Regions from separate parts of the Homo sapiens genome. Here region 1 is linked to region 2. A link is a loop called in an ENCODE intact Hi-C map of the cell type or tissue named here. Cell type or tissue: HCT116. All regions are shown on one strand. Links, peaks and the distances in the headings refer to the core of each region. The heading gives the core; the rest is flanking DNA.

The links. Peaks named below come from ENCODE experiments on the same cell type or tissue, not always from the same donor. Only the 100,000 strongest peaks of a DNase experiment are listed, where the experiment ranks them.
Region 1: it touches region 2 in a loop (8-fold over the local background); 2 of 110 quality-filtered maps call a loop at or near these places.

Annotation. Positions count from the first base shown.
Region 1 is chr1:100,454,690-100,467,505 of GRCh38, reverse strand. CDC14A (cell division cycle 14A) reads right to left here. Exons shown (of 16, transcript NM_003672.4): 8 at 12,014-12,101; 9 at 4,625-4,855. Among named protein-coding and RNA genes, the nearest start is that of GPR88, 77 kb to the left of the region's middle. RefSeq lists enhancers at 3,369-3,458, 4,737-5,358. In HCT116, for the core only: a CTCF peak has its summit at 3,608; a DNase peak (open chromatin) is centred at 3,595.
Region 2 is chr1:101,282,495-101,295,310 of GRCh38, reverse strand. No RefSeq gene overlaps it. Among named protein-coding and RNA genes, the nearest start is that of LINC01307, 35 kb to the left of the region's middle. RefSeq lists enhancers at 1,327-1,396, 1,537-1,626. In HCT116, for the core only: a CTCF peak has its summit at 6,685 (motif pointing right); a DNase peak (open chromatin) is centred at 6,700; H3K4me3 peaks cover 336 bases.

The DNA of each region.
Region 1 (12,816 bases), core at 1,918-5,917, 820 kb after region 2:
GACCTAGAAAACTGGTACAATGTTGACTTCATCCATGAAAACATTTAGTTAGAAAAAGAAAGAAAAAAAAATTGTGTGCATATGCGTGTGTGTGTGTGCGCGCGTGTGTAAAACAAAACAAAGTAGGGAAACATTGATAGTTTCATTTTTTACATGTTCAAGAATCTTCTGCTTTTGAGGGGACCTTTTGTCAGCTTTCCCTGATCAAACAATAAAGGTAGTCTTCTCTTATCTCCCAGTAATTGGGAGCACACAGCATTTCAGCAAATCTAAAACTACAGTCGTGTAGTATGTAAGTTCCACTAAGAAAGAAAAAATTAAACTATGACATGCCATCAATTTTAAGATCCATTCTAACTTCAGAAATGTTAAAATATGAAAAATGTATGTCTTTAAATCAGTGTTCCTCAACCTTTTTTACATTATTGTTCCTTCCAGGAGCCTCTTTAGATATTTTATTCCTAATCAGTCCCCATGAAATTTCACTGTCACAGATAGACTGCATATCTGTTTATGTAAATCTGTGCTTTATACAAAAAAAAAAAGTTTTTCATCCCACTAAAACAACAATTTTGTGTCTACAGATGCCTGACATTTCCTTCCCATTAACCCTTCTTTTTTTTTTTTTTTTTTTGGAGACCGAGTTTTGCTGCTGTTGCCCAGGCTGGAATGCAATAGTGCGATCTCGGCTCACCACAACCTCCACCTCCCAGGTTCAAGCGATTCTCCTGCCTTAGCCTCCCGAGTAGCTGGGATTACAGGCATGCACCACCATGCCCGGCTAATTTTGTATTTTTAGTAGAGACAGGGTTTCTCCATGTTGGTCAGTCTGGTCTCGAAGTCCTGACCTCAGGTGATCTGCCCTCCTCGGCCTCCCAAAGTGCTAGGATTACAGGCGTGGGCCACCACTCCCGGCTAACCCTTCCTTTTTAAGAAGTATTCATACTCTGTTTCATTAGATGAGGTGTGTGTGTGTGTTCTGTTTTAATCTGAAGGAACCCTTGCCCCAGATCAAACATCAATGTTCTTTCGAAGAGTGAGGTTTAATTTTGGTCTCAGTGGGGCTCTCCCTTTATGATTAAGATTTCTGCGTAATTTGCCTTCTATTTCACCCAGTGCCTATCGTTGTTAATTCCCTAGATGCCTGGCAAGACTATAGGCAACCGTATAGATAAAACACAGGTGACATCCTGGAGCAGAAGCCAGAGCCCAGTGAGTTTCCAGAGTTCTTCCTTCAAGTCACCAATTTGGGTGTCTATCTGGAGAGAAAAGGGCCTTCCTTATGGAGACAACACTCTCTCTCACTGCTCCCCACTGTGCAAAGACCTGGATGGCTCCCTCACTTAGGCTCCTGTTCACACTCACAACCAAAAAGGAGGTGCAGGAAATTTTCCAATTTCTCTGAAACTAAAGCAGCTTCCCCCTTTTAAAAAAGAGTCTATAATTTTGATCTATAAAAAGAACGCACTTAGCACTCAATAGTTAGGAGCTCTTACCACAACTGAACTGAATAGGAACATTTCACTAAGTTTCTATAAAAACTTTAACAAAATTTTTTAAGCATTTGTAATTAAAGGGCTCCCTGGCACAGCATGACAAGATGTTGAAAAGTGTTCTATTTATACCAAGTCAAACACCAATTGCTTTATAGTTCCAGGCATTTTCTGAAAGCCCTATAGAACATCGATAATCACATACTGGACTATCACAACGTTGCTGTATTTTAGATTATTATTTGTGGTAGAGAATTTCAAGAATTCATAGCCATCTCTTTTATCAACCACAAAGTGAAATGCAGATATTGAAATGTAATCCCCAGCAAATTGGTTTCTAGTTTATCTCTGTATAAAATACTTTACGTTGAGGCATGACATATTCATTCCCTTTTCAGTAGCCACCAAAGTTCATTTGACATAGGATAAGATTCTTTCTCCTTCCTTCTTTTAGTTCAATTAAAAGACTGAGTGCTGCTTGAATTCCCAGAAAACTAAGCTGACTTAATTAGGGCAGATGTCAAAATAATTAATAAGCCTATAGTAGATAAGTATGCTGTGAAAAGCAATACAGCTGTAATTAAACCAAAGGTGTAATCCTTATAAAAGAATCCTACGTGTGTGTGCAAGTGGAAGAAAATGAAATAACAATCTCAAAAAGATATTACCACATGTAAATGTGACTATCCTATACAAGAACTGACTTCAATGTTAAAGGTTCTGATTTAAAATAAAAACATCTACAATACAGACTGGGTACGGTGGCTCACACCTGTAATCCCCGCACTTTGGGAGGCTGAGGCAGGTGGATGACCTGAGGTCAGGAGTTCAAGACCAGCCTGGCCAACATTCTCCTGAGGTTAGGAGTTCAAGACCAGTTCTGGCCAGCAGAACCCCATCTCTACTAAAAATATAAAAAATTAGCCAGGAGTGGTGGTGGGCACCTGTAATTCCAGATACTTGGGAGGCTGAGGCAGGAGAATTGATTGAACCTGGGAGGCAGAGGCTGCAGTGAGCTGAGATCGCACCATTGCACTCCAGCCTGGGTGACAGAGCGAGACTCTTTGTCTCAAAAAAAAAAAAAAAGAAAAGAAAAGAAAAGAAATTTGCAATATAAAATAAATACATATATTTTTTAAAAGGTAAACATTCACAGGTCAAGGATATAGAGAAAATATCTGTAATAAGAATGTTTAACACCAGAGAGTTTTCTTTGCACAAGGTCTCTCAGGTGAGAAATACTATCAAGAAACACACTGAGTTTTAATGAAAGCTTTGCAGTTCTTCTCCTTTGAATGTGTCAATCCAAGATACGGATGGCTAATCCACAGATAAACTCTACGACGTAGTAATAATAAAACTACTTGAACTAAGAAATAAGGCCAAATTAATCTCAGGAAAAAATACAATTTTTATGGCACAAAACTAAAGTTTGAAAGAGAAGATAGGATTATCTCCTGCTAAACGTTGATATAAACGTTCCCATTAGCTCTCAAGTTCTATTGCTGTTTAAAATACGTGACATGTGGGCTTTTTCTTGGACCTGGGCAATACTGAACAAAATGCAATGGAAAAGCAAACAGGGTGCAAATGAATCACATGGGGACAAGCCAACACACTGGCACCCCACTGTGGCCTGAAAGCAGCACCCACAAATGAGCCAGCAAGTGACACCTTCCTAACAGACTCCACGCCAGAGACAAGATATCCCACAAAGCCAGGGCCCATCCTGCTAGCTAATGGGGAGGGTGGGGAGGGAGAGCTCTGCCCACCCAGGAGGAGGGAGCCTGGCATGGGGAGCCCTGCTCCAAACCCAGGCCACGTGCTGCTCATTTCCATCTCTCTGGGTCTCTGGGAAACCGCAGCTTCCCATTTTTGCTCACATGTTCACAAAGTACCTCCACCTACTCAAATCTTAAACATAGAAACAAGGGCCTACAAAACGGCATTTTAATTTCTGTCAGAACCAAAGCCATACTCGTCTGAATAAGTCAGTTACAGCAGCACTAGGCACATGAAAAGAACAGCACCCTCCCCAACACCTACTAGATGATTAGCATAAAATGAGAGGGAAACCGGGTCTAGACCCAAAACCATAAGCACAGCACCACCCAGCGACACTAGGAGGAGCTGCACATGAGGAACTCGAGGCTCCAGCCCAGGGCGGCCCTAGTGATTTCTCCTCGCTGAAATCAAAGACCCAGTAAAATATCTGGAATATTTCCAGTATTATCCATACCGAAAGATCTGGAATGGAGTGGATTTTAAGCCTCCTCGAAGTCAAACAAGCTTAGAGCAAATGGCATGTCATATTTTCTGAGTAGCTGACATGGGGTTGCCAGATAAAATACAGAATGCATGTTCCCTGCAATATTTGGGACATATTTATACTTTTTGTTTTAAAAGTATTCATTGTTTATCTAACTTTCAAATTTAATTAGGCAGCCTGTATTTTTATTTGCTAAATCTGGCAATCCTAAACCTTCTATAGTCTGAACAATTCCTGCCCCAAAGTATCCACCCCCAGAGATCAGAGATTTTTGCAAAACAAACTCTTTAAGTTTATTCCATGAGGCAGCATCACATCAGCAGCATTGTAAGCTAGCGGATTGCCCCTAGCAACAGGCATGGAAGACGCTCTGCTCCATGAAGCCAAAGACTAGGAGGGGAGGGAAAAGCAGAGACTGGAATGGGGGTCCAGATAACTGGGTCATAAAACAGAACCACGACAGTGCAAGAGGATGGAGAAGAGATGGGCAATTCTGAAAAAAAACAAAGGAGAGAGGAAAACTAACAACCCTTGTCTCTTGAGAATTTTACCTGTTTAAAGGTGTTCCTGCAGCCTAAAGACACTGCTACTGTGTTTCCCCTCATTGTGGCACGTGGGCCTGGAAAGGTAAGGTCTGAAAAACTGGCATATCAAGAAAGCCACACCACCACCAATTGTCCACACCCAAGCAATCGTTTCTTTAAGAAGGGGTTATTAAAATGAGTTTGTGTCCCAGTTGTCTGAAATTTAAAACCTCATTGTTTTTCTAAGACACTAAACAGGTTTTGTTTTATGTTATTTGCTCTTCCTTGGCCCGCCCCTTCGATAAGCACAGCCACCACCACCGAGGCCTTGCACACACCTTTGCAGTGAACGGCGATGGCCCCTTCGGTGTTCTCACAGATGTTCAGGAACCTTCGCACGATGTTGTCACTGGGTGTGCTGCCATCTATGAAGAAGAGGTCATAGTGCTCGAAGCCAGCGTCTGTGAAGCGCTTTGCCTCATAAATCTTTTTGTTTAGCCTCACAACTGCAGTCACATTATGCTTTTTGAAATAAGGAAAGTAGGCTTCAGGGGCGTGAAGAGGATAACCTAAAGGAACAAAGGAGCAGTAAGCAAAAGGCATGCATTTCATCTTCCACAACCCAGAAATACAAAACTCTCAACAATGAAGTGTATAAATCTCAACAAAGCTTGGGAGGAAAGTGTGTTGTGTGAGAGAAGAGGTCACAGCAAGCTCCTACAAGCATCAATCTGCATAACTGTAAGCACCACAGGAGGTTAAAAAGAAAACTTCTGTAAGTACTGAAAATACATCATTAAAGTTCAAAATCTCAACCTCTAGATTCGAATCCTGGGAGCATACTCTTCCCACTCCCAAGACAAAAGCATTCTTGAAGTAATCAAATGTGCATAACAGACCTAGAATGGTGACTTTATTCTCTCTTGAGCTTTATTCTCTACTTGACAAACAGTTTTCAACTACAGCTGAAGCTTTTTTGCCATATGTATAGTTTTAATTTGTAGTACAATGCTCCCCAGAAGCAATTATTATTAAGCACCTACTATGTACAAGTCACAATTGCGTATCATTTCAAATTCTCAAAACCATCTCTTAAGTATGGCTAATTCCATTTAACAGATTAAGAAACTAAAAGAGGGGGTGTTGGGAGGATATTGGTCAAAGAAAACAAAATTTCAGTTAGAAAGGAGTATGTCCCAGAGATCTATTGTACAACATAGTGACTATAATAACAATGTATTATATACTTTAAAGTCATTTAGAAAGTAAAATTTAAGTCTTCTCACCACAAAAAATGATAAATATGTGAATACTTAAGTAAGACTTGACTTAACCATTCTACGATGTATACATATTTCAAAAGTTGTTGTACACCATAAATATATAATTTTTATCAATTAAAATATAAATTTTTTTAGTTAAAAATAAACAATAACTTTTGTGGACACTTCCTTTTTTTGAGGGAGGAAGATGCTCCACCTTTAAATCCCCTTTTATTTTTGAGTGGCTCCACCATCATGTGAGTATTCCTGGGAGCTACACAGTCAGCTGGGTTACAGACCTAGCCTTAGCTAATCAGCCAAGGCAACCACTGGGGGCTTTGGCCTTTGCAGGCCTTGCAATGGCAGCTCCAAAAGTTCAGGGGACTAAGTTCCCAGCACACTGATGGCCACATCTGTAACCCATTCAGAATTCACTGAACCCTAACATACCAGCTGAGTGCAATTATCTCAGTTGGAACCCATTCATGATGGGAGGTTCCAGGGGTGGCGGCAGCCAGCAAAGTGAACCAGACTGTTTCCACGCTGTGTGCTTGGCTGTATTTCTTGCTGCCTTGGATCCCTGTTATGCTAGTCAGCTCTCAGCTCCAAGCCGACTCTTATGCTCTGTGACACTGGGGCTGGAGTCCATATACTACGCCCTACATTTCCCAGACTACCTTTCTATCTGGCTTCCTATTGGTTGTAAAAATGGGAGGCACTAAACCTCAACCTGAGGAGGAGGAAGGGAATTCTTCCTGTCCTCCTGGCAGCATCACTTCAGCAGCAGAAAACAGGAGCAGGTTCTGCTAACTCCACTTTTGTCCCTTTTGTCCCCCCAGCCTTAAAGGTACTAGCTGTTTTCTCCAACATATTCTGGTTTCTTCAGTGTTGCCTTTTTACTTTTTAGTCTTCTTTGAAATAAACTCCTTGTATTAAATGCTTTATGTTTGAAATGCCTAGTGTGGTTCCCATTTTCCCACTTGGGTCCTGTTCATCTTCTAAGCCTAGTTCTCCAGCCTTTTCTTAAAGTCTATGAGCTACCCAACATATTCCAAAAACTGCCTTTTACCAGAGTTGGACAGCCATAACTGGTACACTTGGCCAGGTCACACAAAGGATGAAGACAGAATTGGAAGGCAGGACCAATTAATCCACAGCTCAGATATGTGATTTTCACAGGCTATGTTGCTTTTGAGCAAACAGGTAAAACAGAGCTTATTTAAAATCTTCTGTGTAGAAACAATAACCTACACAAACATGGAGAAAACATGCTTTTCTAACTGCAAAAATCAAGTCTGTTTTCCTAGTTGGTTTACTTGCTCAAATTATTTCCCTGCAACAGATTTATAGCCTAAAGCAAAAAAAGAACTGTAGTTGGCATTAAGAAGTAACGGTTTTTCTATCATGTGAGGAATGGGGAGGAGAAGGGCTCATAAACACCTGGGCAGCCTGCCCTGGTGTGGCGGGCTGGTGAGAGCTTCTGCCTCTGGGTTGCTAGCATGCCTGGGACCTCCATGACAGCACCTGTCACACGTTGTGTTAGCAATTGGTTCAGTGCCTATCCCCTTCCTCCCTGCAACAAAGGCTGCAAGAATCTCTCTTTTCATATATGAATTTCCATCATGAGTAAATGGCAGCATAGCTAACATGCCTAAATAGACTATTAAGAGAAACGATGTATACATCTTTTGAGAAGAAAACACTGGACAGAAATTGTCCAAATATGGCAACAGGGCACTGAAATAATAATAACAACAATAATTGCACCTAACGTTTATCAAGCACTTACTATATGCTAGCCACTATGCTAAGTGCTTTATGTGGATTATCTCATTAAAACCTACAATTACTCAATTTCTGGTGCCTGGAAAAGCTGGCCCGTACACATACAGCTAGTAAGAGGTAGAGCCAGTATTTCAATCCTGGCAGTCAGATTCCAACACCCATGCTGGGGCTAATTTCAAGTAAGATTCAACTTGATTCTATCTGTTAAGACTCCAAATAAGAGAACATGATATGAACATGAGCGGTTAGAATTGGTGAGTAGGTTTTATAAAAATCCTTAAAACTGTTTAGAATAAATTATAACGAACAATGGAAATGTCCTATGACCTGTGAACAACTGTTTGTGGCTTTTACGGATGTACGTGAGTGCTTTTTGCGAGAGATTGGTTTTAGCAATGTGTATAATGTGCCGACCCAGAACTTATGGAGCCTTCATCCGACCCTTACTCCATCTGGCCACAAGATGGTGCGCTGGCATCACTGAACCACAACAAAGTCCTGGAGTTAAGCTGACCAAACACATGAACACGGTATCAGAGTCAAAAGAGATGTTTTTATTCATCTCTTCCCAGGCCCTCATTTTAAAGTTCGAAAACTGAAGAACAGCAGAGTCAAATGACTAGTTCACTCAGTCATTATTAAAAGTAAAAACTGCAAACTGAGCAGGCAAATGTAGAAAGACATAAAATCTGTTGATTAGGCCAGCTAATGATAAAAATGTAACCATAATACCTGCTATCTAATAAACGCCTATTATGTGTGCCCAATACTCTGCAAGGCACTTCACATAACATCTCTAATCCTCACTAGGTGCCTGCAGTGAGGATCATATTTCTCCCACTGTGATATATAGGAAAACTGATGCTCAGAGAAGCTGTGGAACTCACTGAAGTTCACGCAGCCAAAAAGGAATGGAGCCAGGCTTCAACCTGCCCAGGCTCTTTACTAAACGGGACACTGGGCTTCTCTCATTAAAGGAGCAGGCTGATGCCTCAAATGGTCGGGATTCTCAGTCTGAAGCTATCTTTCTCTCTCTCTCTCTCTCTGTGTGTGTGTGTGTGTGTGTGTGTGCGTGTGTGTGTGTGTTTAAATAGAAGTGAGAATGACAGTGACACTTAAGAGACATTTTTACAGAAAATCTGAAATCCAAAATATCTGTTTCATTCTGCTGTTATCCATCATTTATCAATTCAAAAATGTTTAACAAAAAAAAGTAGGGCTCTTCTCTTCCCCACTGTCAAAACAATGTGAATCAAAATGGCTAAAAGAAACTCCTAGTGTTCCCTATTGACACAAACACACACTTAAGGCTCTTATAATACATTCTGCCCAGATCCCAAGATTTTAGAGCTTCCTTTAGCTACCTCCTAGCAACAGCTACTTGATCACTTCTTTAAAACCTCAGCTTTTCTAACGAGCCTCTAAAATGACTTTCAGCCTCCTCAGAAAAACACAGGTTTCTCAATTCAAAAAAAAAAAAAAATTACCAAGACGTCACTGTAATTGGATCAGGTTTATTAATTCCATCACAAAATTATTTTCTCAACTTCAAAAAGCATTTACAAAGTTAAAGTACTTTACAAAAAAGTATAGTGAAGCTTCTAGTGAATATTAGATCTTAAAATGGAAATTCCAGTAAAATAGCAATATTTTACCAATGGCAGCCTTAAATGAAATTGTTCTAGGCATCATAAAAGCTGACAAAGGTGAGATAAATGTACTTTCAGATTTTTTTATGTCAATATGACAGGGCACAATACATGCATAGAATAAAATATGCATATAGAGCGATATCTTAAAGTGATTATTTCTTGATTATATGATGTTTTTAAAGAGTTTTACTCTTTATATTACTTAAATTTTCTAGAGTGAGCATGTACATCCTCTATAATAAAATTTAAAACAACACAAAATTCAGAATTAAACAGACCAATGTTTGAATCCACACGCCAACAATTACTGGCCTATGAACCTGGACAAGTTAGGTAATTCCTGTAAGCCTCCAGCTTCTCTTCTATAAAATAAATACCACCTGCTCCAGAGGGTTGTTCTGATCATTAAATAGATGATGTATATGCAAGAGGCTTAGCACCCTTCCTGGCAGGTAAGCGAATGGTGGCTATAATTTTTTCCCCATATTAAATATAGGACCAAAAATTGTTTTAAATATTTTTGACACTTATAACTTATTATACAAAATTGCGTATCCTTTTATCTAGTGATTCTATTTCTAACAATTTAGAGAAGAAACTACAGCTGCAAAAAGATGTATGAACATTTATGCCAACCACAGCAGTTTTTAAAAAGTGAAAAACTTCATCTGGTTAAATAGATGATGAAATTTAAAAAGGAAAAAAAGAGTAAGAATAAGAGATAAACAACTTAGATCTCATCCAAAAATAAATTAACAGGCTGGGCTCAGTGGCTTAAATCTGTAATCCTAGTGCTTTGGGAGGCAGGAGGATCACATGAGCCCAGCAGTTCAAGACCAGCCCGGGCAACATAGAGACCTCATCTCTACTAAAAATTAAAAAAAAAAAAAAAAACCAGCCAGGTGTGGTGGGCTGTGCCTTGTAGTCCCAGCTACTTGGGAGGCTGAGGCAGGAAGATCATTTGAGGACAGGAGTTCAAGGTTGCAATGAGCTATGATCACACCATTGCACTCCAGCTTGGGCAACAAAGCAAGAGCCTGTCTCTAAATAAACAAAAGCAAAAACCAAAAATAAATTAACACAATATGGCACAGTCATATGGTAGAACAAAATGCAATGCAGTCGTGGAAAATGATTACATGGATCTTCATTTACTGCTATAAAAAGAAGTCGTGATATGTTAAGTGAAGAAACCTGGCTGTAAGATATTAACTATGTTATGATGCCACTTTTGTTAAAAAAAAATTTTTTTCAAAATGCATGTATCCATAGAATATACAATGTCTATATACATAAAAACTTTTAAATGGCTTTTACAATTATATCTCTCAATTTCTCATTAAGAAAACGTAGTCAAACACATGAATCACAAATGGTGAAAGTCTTTCGACTTTGCCAAATACCCAACAACAAAACTACTACTGAAACAATATCCCTACTAACATTTCCTGGGCCTGAGTCAGATAATTTGCACAGAAAGCAGGTTTAATCAGTCTTATCTTGAAAGGCCAATTGTCAGAAAGCAGTTTCCTCAGGCTCTCAACATGTAATTCCTAACAACCCAAAATGACAGAGGTTAATTATTGAATGTCCAGACCAAAAAAGATTATTTAGCAAGCTTATAAGTAAGAAGATCAAATTCTGACTTCACCATAGAGGTATCCTGTTTGTGAGCTTAACTCTCTAGACCTGGATTGCCCATTCGCATGGTAAAATCATGATTCAAGCAGAGTTCCCTATTAAATATGTCACAGGTATGAAATGATAAGCATATTTATGAAAGCTCAAATTATAAAACCTAAATGCATGAATAACAATATACAATGAAACTAGATTCTAGAATATGATGATTAAAGAAAAATAAATCTTTTTTTTTTTTTAAGAGACAGGGTTTTGCTATGTTGCCGAGGCTGGTCTTGAACTTCTGGCCTTAAGCAATCCTCCCACCTCAGCCTTCCAAAGTGCTGGGATTGCAGGCACATGCCACCATGCCCAGCTGAAGAATAAATCTAGACCAGAGGTTTCAAGTTAGGTTCCCTCAGAACACTGGTATTCCACCTCTATGATCAGATAGAAAAAAAAAGGGGGGGGGATATTTTGTTCATGGATATTTTTTCAATTTTATGTACTTCTCTTGTAAATTATTCTTGAACCTCTGTTGTCTATCATTACTTGTTTTCTAGGGAATATTAGTAGATAGAAAAAATTAGTAAGTACAAAATAAGTCTTAATGGGAAAACTTGCATAGCTGATCATGTTTCATTCAAAAGGTTTATTTTTAGTTTTGTTTTTATTTTTTTCCTAAATATGTATGCCCATGGCAATAAATTATGCTGCAAATAAGTAGTTTAACCACTGTCAGCTAGAAAATTGTACCTAGTTGTCACAATGGAACTAAGTGTATCAGTGTAGTGGCAATGTTTAGGAGCCCTCCTCTGGTTTGGAGTACCAGTTCTGCCTATTACTTTGTGACCTTGGGCAAATTCTCTACTAATAAGGCTCAATTTACTCCTCCCTAAAATGCAGATAACAATATCTGTATCTCATAGAGTTGTGTTGAGTGTTAAAAGAGATAAATGCTGTGATCTGTGTAACTAGCACCTAAGTATTCAGTAAATGACAGATTGTCTTCATCATCATTATTCAACATGGTGTTACCCAAAGAACATCTTGATGTGTAGCACTCTACCAACAAATAAATCTGAGAACCACTGAAAGAATACAGCAATCTGCTTATGAGTTTGACCAGTTTGTTTCTCAGATTCTTCTCTAATAATTGGGGGTCAGGTAAAGTGAACATCCTATTTATGGCAAGCTAAAAATTTGTTAAGTTCTAAAACAGTGATTATAGCTCCACCTACTGGAAATACAATATTTAACACACTATTACTACTGTTCAATTTTTTAAATTATGAATAAATATTCTTTGGAGAATATTACCAAAGAAAATAATTATCTGAGGAAGTTAAGAAACTTAGAAAGATAAATCAAAATAAATGTTTGGATGGTAAAGGAAAAAAAAACCTACCATTCTCAATTTTGCTTTTAGGATGTGGTCCACTAAATGCTAAAAATTTTCCTGGAACAATCCAGTTGAAGTCACCATTTTCAACTCGCTGGCAGAATTTTGTAAGAAAAGAGAAGAAAAATATTTTATAATTCTTATACAATTTAGGAAACCCTTACAAATAAAACTGCTTTTCACTCTTAGTACTAATTAGACATACATGTAGACAAACATAGCTTAAAATAAAAACATGCACCTGATTCTCAAAATGCTATTTAGGAATTCAATCCGCTTTAGAAAAACTTGTGTCTAGACTGTATGAAATGTTTAGAAACTTTTATTTACGGCAGAGGTATTTTGCATAAAATGTTTGTTTCCTGGCCACTGCAAAGAAATGAAATGGAAACAAACATTGCTTGTCTTGGCGATAAATAAGAGAAAATGGGAAATATGAAAACTTTCCATGAATGTAGTAAACATATTTTAAACAATGAAAAAACATCTGTAAATATCAAGCTCCTGATGAATACACTTCCAATTTTTTTTCTCTTTTTATAGGGCTGTTATCTCTTGTCAATGCTGATTTTTAGAGGGGGAAATGGCAAAAGGCAGGAGCGAGTGATATTGGCGCATCCATTCCACAAACCAGAGTCAGCCAAGCTGTACTCTGGAGGATAACAAGATTCAAGCAAGGGACATACATAGAGTCAGGTGCTCCTCCACTCCAGCTAATGAGACACCTTGTAGGAAAGCCAACTGAACACAGCTGATCTTCCAACTGAATTTTCATGTGAAAACTCTCTTTTTAAAATGTTGACTTTTTA
Region 2 (12,816 bases), core at 5,050-9,049:
AAATATAAGGTATAAGAAATATCTTACTGGTTTGTTGTGGTGGTTTCTTGTGATTTTTTCTGTCTCTAAATAAAATTAAATCTGCTCCATTCCCTCTGAACCAAGCTTAGGCTGAGATTCTCTGCTGTGGGTCCCAAGGCCACTACTCTTAGCGTGTACCACTCTAGCTTCTATATGTCCTCCTTAGTGGTCCTCTTAACTCCTGAGGTGCTGTGAGGGATGTGACACAGGTCCATGACACCCTCAGAATGTTCTATTACCAGACACCCTTCCTACATCAGGGAAGCTAATCCTCCACAAGGTAAACTCTTTTTTTCAACAAAGGCAACTTCTCGTCCCTCCCTCTCAATAATCCTGAACTCCAGGCTGGCCGAGGAGACTCACGCCTGTAATTCCAGCATTTTGGGAGGCCAAGGCAGGCGAATCATGAGGTCAGGAGTTTGAGACCAGCCTGACCAACGTGGTGAAACCCCATCTCTATTTAAAAAAATACAAAAATTAGCTGGGCATGGTAGTGCGCGCCTGTAATCCCAGCTACTTGGGAGGCTGAGGCAGGAGAATCACTTGAACCCGGGAGGCGGAGCTTGCCGTGAGCTGAGATCCCGCCACTGCACTCTAGCCTGGGCAACAGAGTGAGACTCTGTCTCAAAAAAAGAAAAAAATAATAATCCTGAACTCCCAAAGATTTGTTACGTCAGCCTAAAAGGTGTTGGGCAAGGGAGGTGCTCATGTGACACAAGGAATTAGATCTTAATTCATCTCTTTACCTGATAATATGTCTGATAAGACAAAATAGCTTCACAACTGTTACAACAAAAGAAATTCTATAATGAAACTTCTAGGCTTAATGTATAAATTCTCAGACAATAAAAATTAAATATGCTAGAATTTTTTTTTTCTTGAGACGGGGTCTCACTCTGTCACCCGGGCTCCAGTGCAGTGGCATAATCTCATCTCACTGCTACCTTCGTCTCCCGGGTTCAAGAGATTCTCCTGCCTCAGCCTCCCAAGTAGCTGGGATTACAGGTGCCCACCACCACATCCAGCTATTTTTTGTATTTTTAGTAGAGACGGGGTTTCACCATGTTAGCCAGGCTGGTCTCAAACTCCTGACCTCCAGGGATCCACTTGCCTCGGCCTCCCAAAGTGCTAGGATTACAGGAATGATGCACCATGCCCAGCTAAAATAGGCGAGAATTTATCAGAGAAGTATTCCTGGAAGAAGCTGATTTTGAAACAATCCTGGAACCAATGGAAAGAGAAAGAAACTTTCCAATAAAGAGGGGACAATTTAGGGAAAATTGTTACATTATAGGGAAAATAGGGGGAGGGCACTAAGGCAGGAAATAGTGAGTCATAGATGGGGGAGGAGTTAGAAGGTTACAATGTGGGGTACCACAGTCATCAGGGGGATTCTTCACCACCGCAGAAAGGCAAGTCTGTGGTGCGTGGACTCGCCTGGAAATCAGAGCACACCAAATATGACTCAAGACCAGGTTAGATTCTGGGAAGATAAATAGGGCAATGAAATGTTCTCATGCAGCATTAGTAAAATAAGACCCACAGCAAAAAAAGAAAAGAAGACCAAATACCACAATGAAAAGTCCTGAGCATGGCATTGGGTGCTCCCTTCCAACTGAAGCATAAAATTTCAACCACATTGCTTTCCCAGAGCCACTGCAACCACTGGGTTCATCAAATCCAATTCCTCCTTTTGGTGGTCAAAAAATTGAAACCACAGAGATGCACTGACGTAGAGAAACCTGAGGCCATCTGTCCCAATTTTCTGAGATGCTGCTAGACTTTGTAGCACTTTTTTCTGCTGCAGGAGCTCAAAGCCCTTTTGAAAATACATTAATATCACAGAGGATATGCTTCTAGCAACAGGAAGGGCCTTTAACAAAGAAAAGGCACACTGTCCCCCTTCAAAGTATTTTACTGGGAGGTTATATACTTAGTCCCAGCTGCTAGTGCTTAGGGATATATCGTTTCTTTAACTTTTTTTTTTTTTTTTTTTTTTTTTTGAGACAGTGTCTTCCAGGCTGGAGTGAAGTGGTATGATCTCAGCTCACTGCAACCTCCACCCCCCCATGGCTCAAGCAAACCTCCCACCTCAGCTTGCCGAAGTGCTGGGATTACAGGTGTGAGCCATCACGCCTGACACATTTTTTCTTTATTCCTAAAATTCATTGAATCTTTATCCTTTAAGATGAATGATTGTGTGAAATAGCTTAAAGTCCTTTGTTCCTAATTACAGTGATTAAAGTAGTGATCAGACACGGTATAATACCATTTTTAAATAATAAACTAAATAAACTGGACATGGTGGCTTATGCCTATAATCCCAACACTTTGGGAGGTCAAGGTGGGAGTATCGCTTGAGGCCAGGAGCTCAAGACCAGCCTGGGCAACACAGCAAGACCTTGTATCTAGAAACAAACTTTAAAAATTAGCCCAGTAGGCCGGGTGCGGTGGCTCACTGCTGTAATCCCAGCACTCTGAGAGGCTGAGGTGGGCAGATCACCTGAGGCCAGGAGTTCGAGACCAGCCTGGCCAACATAGTGAAACCCCCTCTCTACTAAAAATACAAAAATTAGCTGAGTGTGGTGATGGGCGGCTGTAATCCCAGCTACTTGGGATTACAATTGTCCTGCTGAGGCAGGAGAATTGCTTGAATCCAGGAGGTGGAGGTTGTGGTGAACAGAGATGGTGCCACTGCACTCCATCCTAGGCAACAGAACAAGACTCCATTGAAAACAAACAAACAAACAAAAAACAAACAACAAAACAAACAAAAACAAACAAACAAAAAACCATAGCCCAGTATGGTGACATGTGCCTGTGGTCCCAACTACTTAGGAGGCTGAGGCAGGCAGATCCCTAGAGCCCAGGAGGTTGAGGCTACAGTGAGCTATAATTGTGCCATCCAGCCTGGGTGACAGAGTGATAAATAAACTAAATAGGTAAACTCAATAAACACATAAACTAAATAAATTGATTTCCTCACTTGGTTCCTTATGGAGGCTCTTCATAGACAGCTGTCAACCTCTTACTGTGTTGGACACTGAAAGAGGAATGGATGGTTTCCATGGTCCCTGCTGTCAAGAAGCGTACATTAGAAGGGAATACTTACTCAAGCAAACATGCTTCATTACCAGCAAAAGTGAAATACTATGACATGTGAGAAGAAAGCAAGCCATCTTTTTGATTTGAAGAATAAGGAAAAGCATCATAGGAAAAGTAGCATCTTAGTTGGCCGTTGGAGGAAAAACAGAATTTTAATAAGGAAAGAAAGGCATAAAAAGAGCAATCCAAGCTGAATAAGAATAACAAAGTCATGGAGATGTGAAAGTGCAGGGTAAGTTCAGGAAATAGGAAACTGCTGTGTGGTTAAAGCAATGGGCACGTGGGAGATGGTGGTGGAAGATGCAACCCGATCAGGCAGGAGCACAAACATCAGACTCTGGATTGCATCAGACCCAGGAGAGTGTTTTCAGTCAGATTTTCAACAATGACAGCCTTGTTAGAATAAGTGGGTGGCTTCCCCTGATAACTACTTTGAAGGACAACATTCACTGAGGTGCTTAAGTTCTAGGACTGCTTAAAACCAAATCAGGTCCCATTGCTTGATAATTACAGCTGATAAAATCATGTCTCTGTACAGGAAAATTTAGCACCAATTAGTTAAATCATCAGGCTTCAGAGCAGAGTCATCAGCAAAGCCACAAAGGAGGAAGAGGCTTAGTCCTGCTGGGCAGTCTGGCAAATGAAGTTACTAAGTATAAACATAAAGTCTTCCAGGCACTCCCCTTGGGAAAATCTGTTTCTCGCTTGGGGGAACTGGAGAGGTCTCTCCTAGGATCAGGAGTTACAGGGGATGAGGATGGTGGGGGTAGGGGTGCATGGACTGAGTTTGGGAAGGACCTAGCATCGTGGAGTGCTCAGGTGCAAAGGAGAGAAATCAGGAAAGAAGCCCAGTTTATCTCTAGCACCAAGGTAAGATGGAAATGGTGGGGGCACTGAAGGAAGATTGCAACTTGTTCAGCCTCTGGGTGCCCAACATGCATACCAAAGCCTCAAGATAGAGCACCCATGACAGCACAACTAATTCCAAATGCTACAAGCTTGTGGTTCAAGGCTACCAATAAAATACCCTTAGTCCCACCCACAAAGTTTCTAATTTAGTGAGCTAAATTAGACCTGAGATGGGCTGAGAATTTGATTTTCTAAGAACTTCTGAGGTGGTGCTGATGCTGCTAGTCTAAGAACCTCCGACCTAGAACTTATGAACCACAGCCCTCAGGTGACATGTTTAGTAGCTGAATCTGAGAGAAACTGCAAAGGGTAGGAGTTGACAGTTTCCAGCTCAGACTACCTGAGGGGGATCTGTATGCTCCAGAGACTGATAAACATCAAAACAAGCAACAATCCAAGACAGATAGTGATCATGCAATAAAAAGAAGGCAGAAAGGGAAGGTTAAAGGAAGGAAGCAGAGAAGGAATCTGGGCCATTTGCCTGGAGACAACCACCCAGTAGAGCAGAAAGGAGCTGCATCACTAGCCAGTCACTCGGAAGCTACAGCTCTGTTGTCACCTGGCTGCATCTAGAATCATCTACGGAGCTTTCCAAAAATGCCAGGTGCTAAGCCTCACCCCCCCAAACAAATTAAATCAGAATCCTACAGATGGGGCTCTGACTGTGGGAGTTTCTGAAAGCTCCCAGATGATTCAAACGTGCAATTAGGGTTGAGAGTCGCTGTTCTAAGGGAAATTTGATCCTGTTTAAAGAAAGAAAGAAAGAAAAAATCCAATAGAGAAATCTGTGGAAGAAGCAGTCTATCTCTACTTAACTTAAAATGTAACAAGATTTCTAAAGTGATTGCTCCTCACCTTCTTACTCTATCCTTCCCAAACCTTCAAATTCGTTTACAGCTGTGGATACATCCAGCACTGTGCCTGAGCAGTTTCTTTCTTATTTATTTATTTATTTATTTATTTATTTATTTATTTATTTATTTTAAAATAAAGATGAGGTCTTGCTATGTTGCCCAGGCTGGCCTCAAACTCCTAGGCCAAGCGAACCTCTTGCCTCAGTCTTCCAAGTACTGGAATTACAGGTGTGAGCCATTGTTCTCAGCCTATGGAGCAGCTTCTGTGCTGTTGTGCTCCCCCATGCTTTGCTTACTGTGGATCATGATTACGGATTATGGTTAACAGCAGTCAAACAAGCCTTGTAGCTGAAAATATTGAAAGAGGCCTTCTCCTAGGGCTCACTCTCTTCCTGTCTCTCGGAGGTCTGACACCAAGACAAATGGTTTTTGTCTCTGCATAGCTACAAATCTATGGATCATTTATTTTATATTAGATTAAAAATGTGAGCTTAAGAGTCAATGCTGCCAAGCATGGTGCCTCATGCCTGTAATCCCAGCAACTCTGGAAGCAGAAGGATCTCTTGAGCCCAGGAGGTCAAGGCTGCAGTGAGCTATGATCACACCACTGCACTACAGCCTGGGTGACAAAGTGAGACCCTGTCTCTAAAAACATTTAAAAGAGTAAAAGTAAAAAAGGGTCAATGCCCTTACAAAAGAGATTTCTAGAGCATCTAGTCAAATTTTATATATCTATGTCTGAGCATACTGAAGAATAAGTGAAATGTTATATGAAACTGCAATATATAAATAGATAAAAAGAAGCATTATAGAACTGTGTATGATGTTATTATTTGTGTTAATAAAAGAAAGAGGTGGGGCAATATGGGGGAATATCTCCAAAAATATAGATAATAGATTGTGACATTGGTTTACTCTAATGTGGGGCAGATTAGTGAGGAGACTTTTTGCTATGTGCTCTTTTCTACCTCTTGAATTTTGAATCACTTACATGGATTACCTATTCAAAAATAAAATTTTTTGAATTAACTTTTTATAGTGGGGCCTGTTCTGGTTAAAACAGTCTGGACCTTCCTTTTCAACCTCTTCCCCTCATCCCAAGCCCTCACACCCAGACAAAGATCCATGAAGATTTCTAAACCCATGATGTTCCTCAGACGACGCCTCCCCCACATGGGGTTTGGTGGAGAACTGCTAAACCATTTCACTCCCACATTTTTGTTTTCTTATTTTTTGTAATGACAGGTCTCACTATGTTGCCAAGCCTGGTCTCGAACTCCTGGCCTCAAGCAATCCTCCCTCCTTGGCCTCCCAAAGTGCTGGGATTATAGGGGTAAGCCACCACATCTGGTCCAACCGCACATTTTTGAGCAGCCAGAACTGATAGAGAGAGAGACCCAGTGACTTGTTCAAAGTCACACAGCTAACATATACATCAAAATCTGATTATTTCTCCAGTGTTTTTTTTTCTTTGCCCCCTCAAACATTTAATCCTTTCAACACAGCCTCTCAGATACTTGATGAACTTCTATACCTATGCCAAAGAGATAGCATTAGTACAAACACAACAACAGCGGCAGAAAAAAATGTACGGACCAGACACCAACTAAGTAAACACAAGCCGCCCAGTCACAACATTAATTATACAACAGCAACAGTCCTCACCACTTGTGAGCTGTTTACCACTGCAGTATAAAAAGGTTTATGTAGCTTATCTGAGTGTTTTGTGGCATGCGTCACAAGACAAACATTTGGAAGATGAAAGCTCCATACACAGATTTCTTTGGTGCTGGCACAGCCCTAATGACCACTAGGTGGCAGTAATGTCCTAACAACAATACTGCTGCTGACCTAGAACCCTTAGAAAGTGTAACAATGAATTAATATCACACAACTGACTACACATCTGAATACACAGCCTTAGTACAAAGCTCCAAATAATTCATTCGTTTGATAAGTTGTGCTACCATTGTAACAGCTAAGAATGTTTTAGTTTATGTCACAAGTAGGCTCAAATCAACAGCCTTTGGGCAGAATCTGGTCAGCAATGTGTTTGTCTAGGGTAGTATTTGGTTTTGTTGTTTTGTTTTAATCTGTAATGCTTTTTGGCAAGCCCTCTCTAATTTGCCAGAACTCCCATCATTCTTCAATATCTTATTCCATGCCCCACACATGTGTATGGCCCTGGAAGGCATTTGAGATTGGGATCCCTGCTAGAATATCTTTGTCTGAAATACACAGTGACTGTGCATTGCAGTCTAGCTGGTCTGGTCAACTCTCTTGGGCTTTTCCACCTCCATTTATTTATTTATTTATTTTGGAGACAGAGTCTCACTCTGTCACCCAGGCTGGAGTGCAGTGGCATGATCTCGGCTCACTGCAACCTCTGCCCCCAGGTTTCTAGAGATTCTCCTCCCTCAGCCTCCTGTGTAGCTGCGACTACAGGTGCATGTGCATGCTTTTTTTTTTTTTTTTCAGATGGAATCTCCTGTCCCCCAGGCTGGAGAGCAGTAGCGCAACCTCGGCTCACTGCAACCTTCGCCTCCTGGGTTCAAGCAATTCTCCTGCCTCAGCCTCCTGAGTAGCTGGGATTATAGGAGCCCGCCACCACCCCCAGCTAATTTTTGTACTTTTAGTAGAGACAGGGTTTCGCCATCTTGGCCAGGCTGGTCTCAAACTCCTGACCTCAGATCATCCACCTACCTCGGCCTCCCAAAGTGCTGGGATTACAGGCATGAGCCACCATGCTCGGCCCTCCATTTATTTTTCCCTAAGTCATTTTGGAACTGTCCTCACAGAGTCGACAAGAATTGCATGCTGGGTTCTGAACAGAAATATAGATGTAATGAAATATTAATCAAGCTGTAATTTGATCCACTTTCTTGTTGCTGAAAATAACGTAGCACTAGATATTGATCATTGGCATCCCCATCGTTCCTATAGATAGGATTTCTTTTTTTATTATTATTATTAATTTATTAATTTATTTTTTTGAGACAGGGTCTTACTCTGTCACCCAGGCTGGAATGCAGTGACACAATCGCAGCTTGCTGCAGCCTTGACCTCCTGGGCTCAAGTGATCCCTCCCACCTTAGCCTCCAGGGTAACTGGGACTACAGGTGCATGCCACCATGCTCATCTAATTTTTTTTTTTTAATTGTAGAATTAAGGTCTTGCCACGTTGCCCAGGCTGGTCTCAAACTTCTGGGTTCCGGCGATCCTCCTGCCTCAGTCTCTCAGCCCAGCCTAGATAGTATTTCTGGCATTAGGATCATAAGACTTTAAGAATTGATTTGCATCTCCACTGCTCCTGTAGACAGGATCTCTGACATTAGAATCATAAGGCTTTTGTTTAGGAACCGTTTAAGATGTTTTTCAGATCCCAAATTCCAGCAAAATAGCTGATGCTAACCAGTTTGAAGACCCCCACTGAGGAGGAATGGAATTGGCATGAAAATACAGCTTCTTCATCTCCTTGCCCTGACTTCACCCTCCACTCTTTGATCAATCAATGATCTCCAAATTTCAGCCTACTCCCAAACCTCTATAACCCCTAGCCACAAATTCCTTTAGGAGGTGGATTTGAGGTTCCTTCCAATGTCCTCATTTGGTGGTCCTGTTATTAAACCTCATTCTCTGCTGCAACCCCATGTCTCGATCTATTGACTTGCTGCACATGAGGGGCAACAGGTGGCAAGGCAACAGACCTCCGATGGCTGCAATTTCTCTATCTATCTACAATGTTCTTCCCCATGGTTTTCCTTTTTTCTTTTTCTTTTTCTTGTTTTTTTTTTTTTTTTTTTTTTGGCAATCTTTCTCATTCCTGAAGGCTCAGGTCAAATGTCACCTCCTCCTTCCATCAGGAAGCTTATACCAGGCCTCTCTCCTCTAACATCCCATGGCACACAGAGCCTCTACTACTTTGTTGGTGCTTGTTTTCTGCTCTGTATTGTTAGTTGTCTTTTGTCTGTCTCAGCTCTTTGTAAGTTCCTGAGGAGAGCAGAGAAGTCGGCTACTTCTTTGTGTGGGCAATGGTTTCCAGTACAGTGTCCTACTCATGCTTGTATTTCTTCTGACTCAACAACTCTGCCAGAATCTCCTCCACATGGACTAAAGGGAGGCAGGATGATTTAGAAAAAGCTTTTTATAACATAGGACTAAAGGAATACAAGTCTATGAAAAATTAAAACTAAGCTAACAATTCCACTGTCTCCTAAAAGTACTAAGAGGATATATCATAGGGTACAGGATAAGCTCTAGAGTCAGACAGCCTGAGTACATAGCTTTGCTCCACCCTTAACAAGTTGTCTCACCCTGAGTAAGCCAACTTACTTGAGAAAATATTAATAGCACCTAGTTAAAAGGGATTTTTATTTGTTTGTTTTTTACTGTGGTAAGAGTACTTACCATGAGATCTGCCCTCTTGACAAATTCATAAGTGCACAATACATTAATGTTGCACAGCAGATCTCTAAAACTTATTCATCTTGCATAACGGAAACTGTACACTCATTAGAACATGAAGGTTTTTTTAAGAAATTCTACTTTGAAATAACTTTAGACTTACAGTAAAGTTGCAAAAATTGTAGTTTCTATATACACTTCACCCAGTTTATTGAAATATTAGTATCTTACATAAATGTAATGCAATTATCAAAACCAGGAAATAGACATTGATACAACAATATTAACCAAATCTACAGACCTTGTTTGAATTTCACCAGTTTTCCCACAGATTTCTTTTTTTTGATCCAATCCAGGATCTCATATTGCATTTAGCTATTATATCTTCTTCATCTTCTTCAATCAGTGATAGTTTTGGAAAATCCAGGACAGTTATTTTCAAAATGTCCCCCAGGTTTTCTCATGAATAGATTGAAGTTATGCATTTTTGGCAAGAATGGCACAAATAGGATATTGTGCCCTTCTCAGTGCATCATATCTGGAGGTACATGATCTTGGTATGTCCTATTATTGATGAGGTTATTCTTGACCACTTGGTTAAAGTGATGTATGTTGGGTTTCTCCACTGTTAAGCTTACTATTTTTTCCCTTTGTAATTAGTAAATATCTTTTAGGGAGATACTTTGAGACTATACAAATATTCTATTTCTCATACTTTCACCAACTAATTATAGTATCCATCCATGGGGCTTGCCTACAGCAATTACTACTATGGCATTTGCCAAATATTAATCTTCTATTTTTCTGATTCCTTCTACATGTATCAACTGAAATTCTACTGTAAGGAAGAGCTATTTCTTCTTCCCTATTTGTTTATTTGGAGGCATTTTATGAGGATTAAATGAAGTAGGACATTTACATGGTGTCTGGCACACGGTGAAGGCTCAGTAGGTGTGAGTCATCTTTAATATTATTATTACTGAGACAGTATGGAAGTTATGTAACTAATTGTTATGTGACTAATATTTTCTAGTTAGAAATGAGTATTTCTAACATGTTTAAAGGTGTTCCAAAATGGTCTACTATATTAGTTTGCTAGGGCTGCCATAACAAAAGATGACAGATTGAGTGGTTTAAACAACAGAAATTTATTTCTTGCAGCTCTGGAAGCTGGAAGTCCAAGATCAAGGTGTCAGCGGGTTTGGTTTCTCCTCTCTCCTTGGCTTGGAGACGGCCACCTCCTTGCTGTGTCTTCACGTGGCCTTTCCTCTGTTATGTTGGCACCTCTGCTGTCTATCTGTGTGTTCTCATTTCCTCTTCTGCTAAGGACTGGTCAGATTGAATTAGGGCCACGCTAAGGGCCTTATTTTAGCTTGTTCAAGTCTTTAAAGGCCCTGTGTCCCAATACAGTCACATTCTGAAGTACTGGGGCTTAGAGTTTCAACACATGAATTTGGGAAGGGGGAGACGTCATTCCACCCATATCTACCTATTTGCTTTGAAAAACTATTGTGAGCAAATCATTTAACATGTGAAAGCACTTTCAGAACTGGAAAGCACCGTACAAACATAAGGCAATAGTATAACAATACGACAAATTTTGGTAAGCATTCATGCACTTTACATTTCAGGTACTGAAGCATTCCTTTACAATGTTATTGCCATTATTCATTTAACTTTCCTTTCACGGCTGCCACGGAACTCTGGAAGGCCCACTTCAACCCGGGCACTGTCTGTGTTATCGCACATCCTCAGCGAGTGTCAACCACATCAGTGTGTTTTGCTTGCTTTTTGTCTTTCTGAAGCGTGGGCTTTCAGCAGCTCATTTCAGGCTATCCCAGCTACCTCTTCAGAGGCCCGAGGCACCTCCTTCCTCACAGGGAAAGCTGCCTGCGAGGCGGCCGGCAACCGCCTCATTTCCCCGTCTACCAGCTGCGTAGCCTTGGGCAAGGCCCCTCCGTGCAGCACTTCGTCCCAATTCCACGGCTGAAAAAGAAGGATAACAATCCTCACAAGGAGGCTGAGGATTAATGAGTTAATCTTTATAGAGCATTTGGAGAGCACACAATGGACAAACCCCTATTTATCTCTTTGTAGAACTAGCCTACAAACTAAACTCCCACTAGGAAACTAGGACCCTTTTATATAATGTTTACTTGAAGGAAGCAATCTGCAGATTCTAATAAATCTTAGCTTCCCAGAAGTGGGAAAAAGCACACATTTCACTATATCTGAGTAAGTAAAAAAGTAGAACAATTTCTCCCCACCGAAGGTTTTGCTTATCAGAGGCTAACAGAGGCCAGGGAGAAACTGTGACCTGTGGTCTGCCTTGCCTGTCATGGATAAGGAAGAACCAGAGACTCTCCCCAGGGCTGTCAAATGTTTTTAGAGCTGACATCCTTGCGGTCCACAGCCTCCAAACTCAGAGCGTGTGGGAGGAGGGGATGGATACAATTTAATTGCCTCCTGCAACTTGCCAAGCCCACCACCATTTTCCCAGGCTAGCAGTAGCCATTCCTTGCTTAATAGTAGTGCTTTCAAGCCCTTCAGAGACAGGAGTACTTCAGCAGCCAAAGTGGGAAGTCCTTCTTCCAAGTCTTCCAAGGCCTTTGGCCACTGCCAAAGCACCCCAGAAAAGTCTGTCTGTAGGAACTGTCTCTGTTTACCATGTTGCATTACCTCTTTGCTCAGAATCAATCACTCCACCTGTGATTGATTGCCAGGGGCCACCAATACTGCTTTAGGGGGAAGCTTTTCTCCACACCACATCCCTTATTTTCCTTGCCTCACTCCCAGGCAATTTTCACCACAGGTCTGGCAACAGCCTTCTAAATGATCTCCATAATTCTGCTCCCTAATCCCTACTGCATGGTCTTCCCTGCTCCTCTCCACCTATCCAACTTCTAAATCTGAAACAATAAAATCTTACAAATCCCACCTCTATTCTCATATCCCTTGGAAGTTCTTGTTTAAAGGATCAGTAGAGATTAGCCAGGCCAAGAGAATGCCTGTGTGTGAGACGGGGCGAGGAGGGAGAGAAGAGGGCCAGAGAGCAACAGGGACTGCAGAACAGCACATACAAAGTCGTGATGTGAGAACGTGGCTCACGTATGCAACTACTCGGGACTCAGCAAAACTGGAACCTAGAAGGAAATAAAGCTGGCGAGGATCAGCAAAGCCAGGCCCCCTGTGAAGGAGTTTGGACTTTATCTAGGAGAAAGTGGGGGCCATTGAAGGGTTTTAAGTACACAAGTGTCACAAACAAGTTTGCATTTAAGAAAGATTTCTCTGGCAACAGAGCGGAGAATACATTAGAGGAGAAATACTGGAAGCAGAGAGACCATCTGAGAGGCTGGTACAATTATCCACAGTTGATGACAGCAAGGGGTAAGAAGGAGAGGGGATGTTAACTTCAGCAGCGTTACTCAAAAGTGTTGTCCTTGGGCAAATGCCAACTTCTGGACCAATGTCTGTCCTCCAACTGTTTTTCCTGATCTGTTATGAGATAAAGAACTTGTGCCAG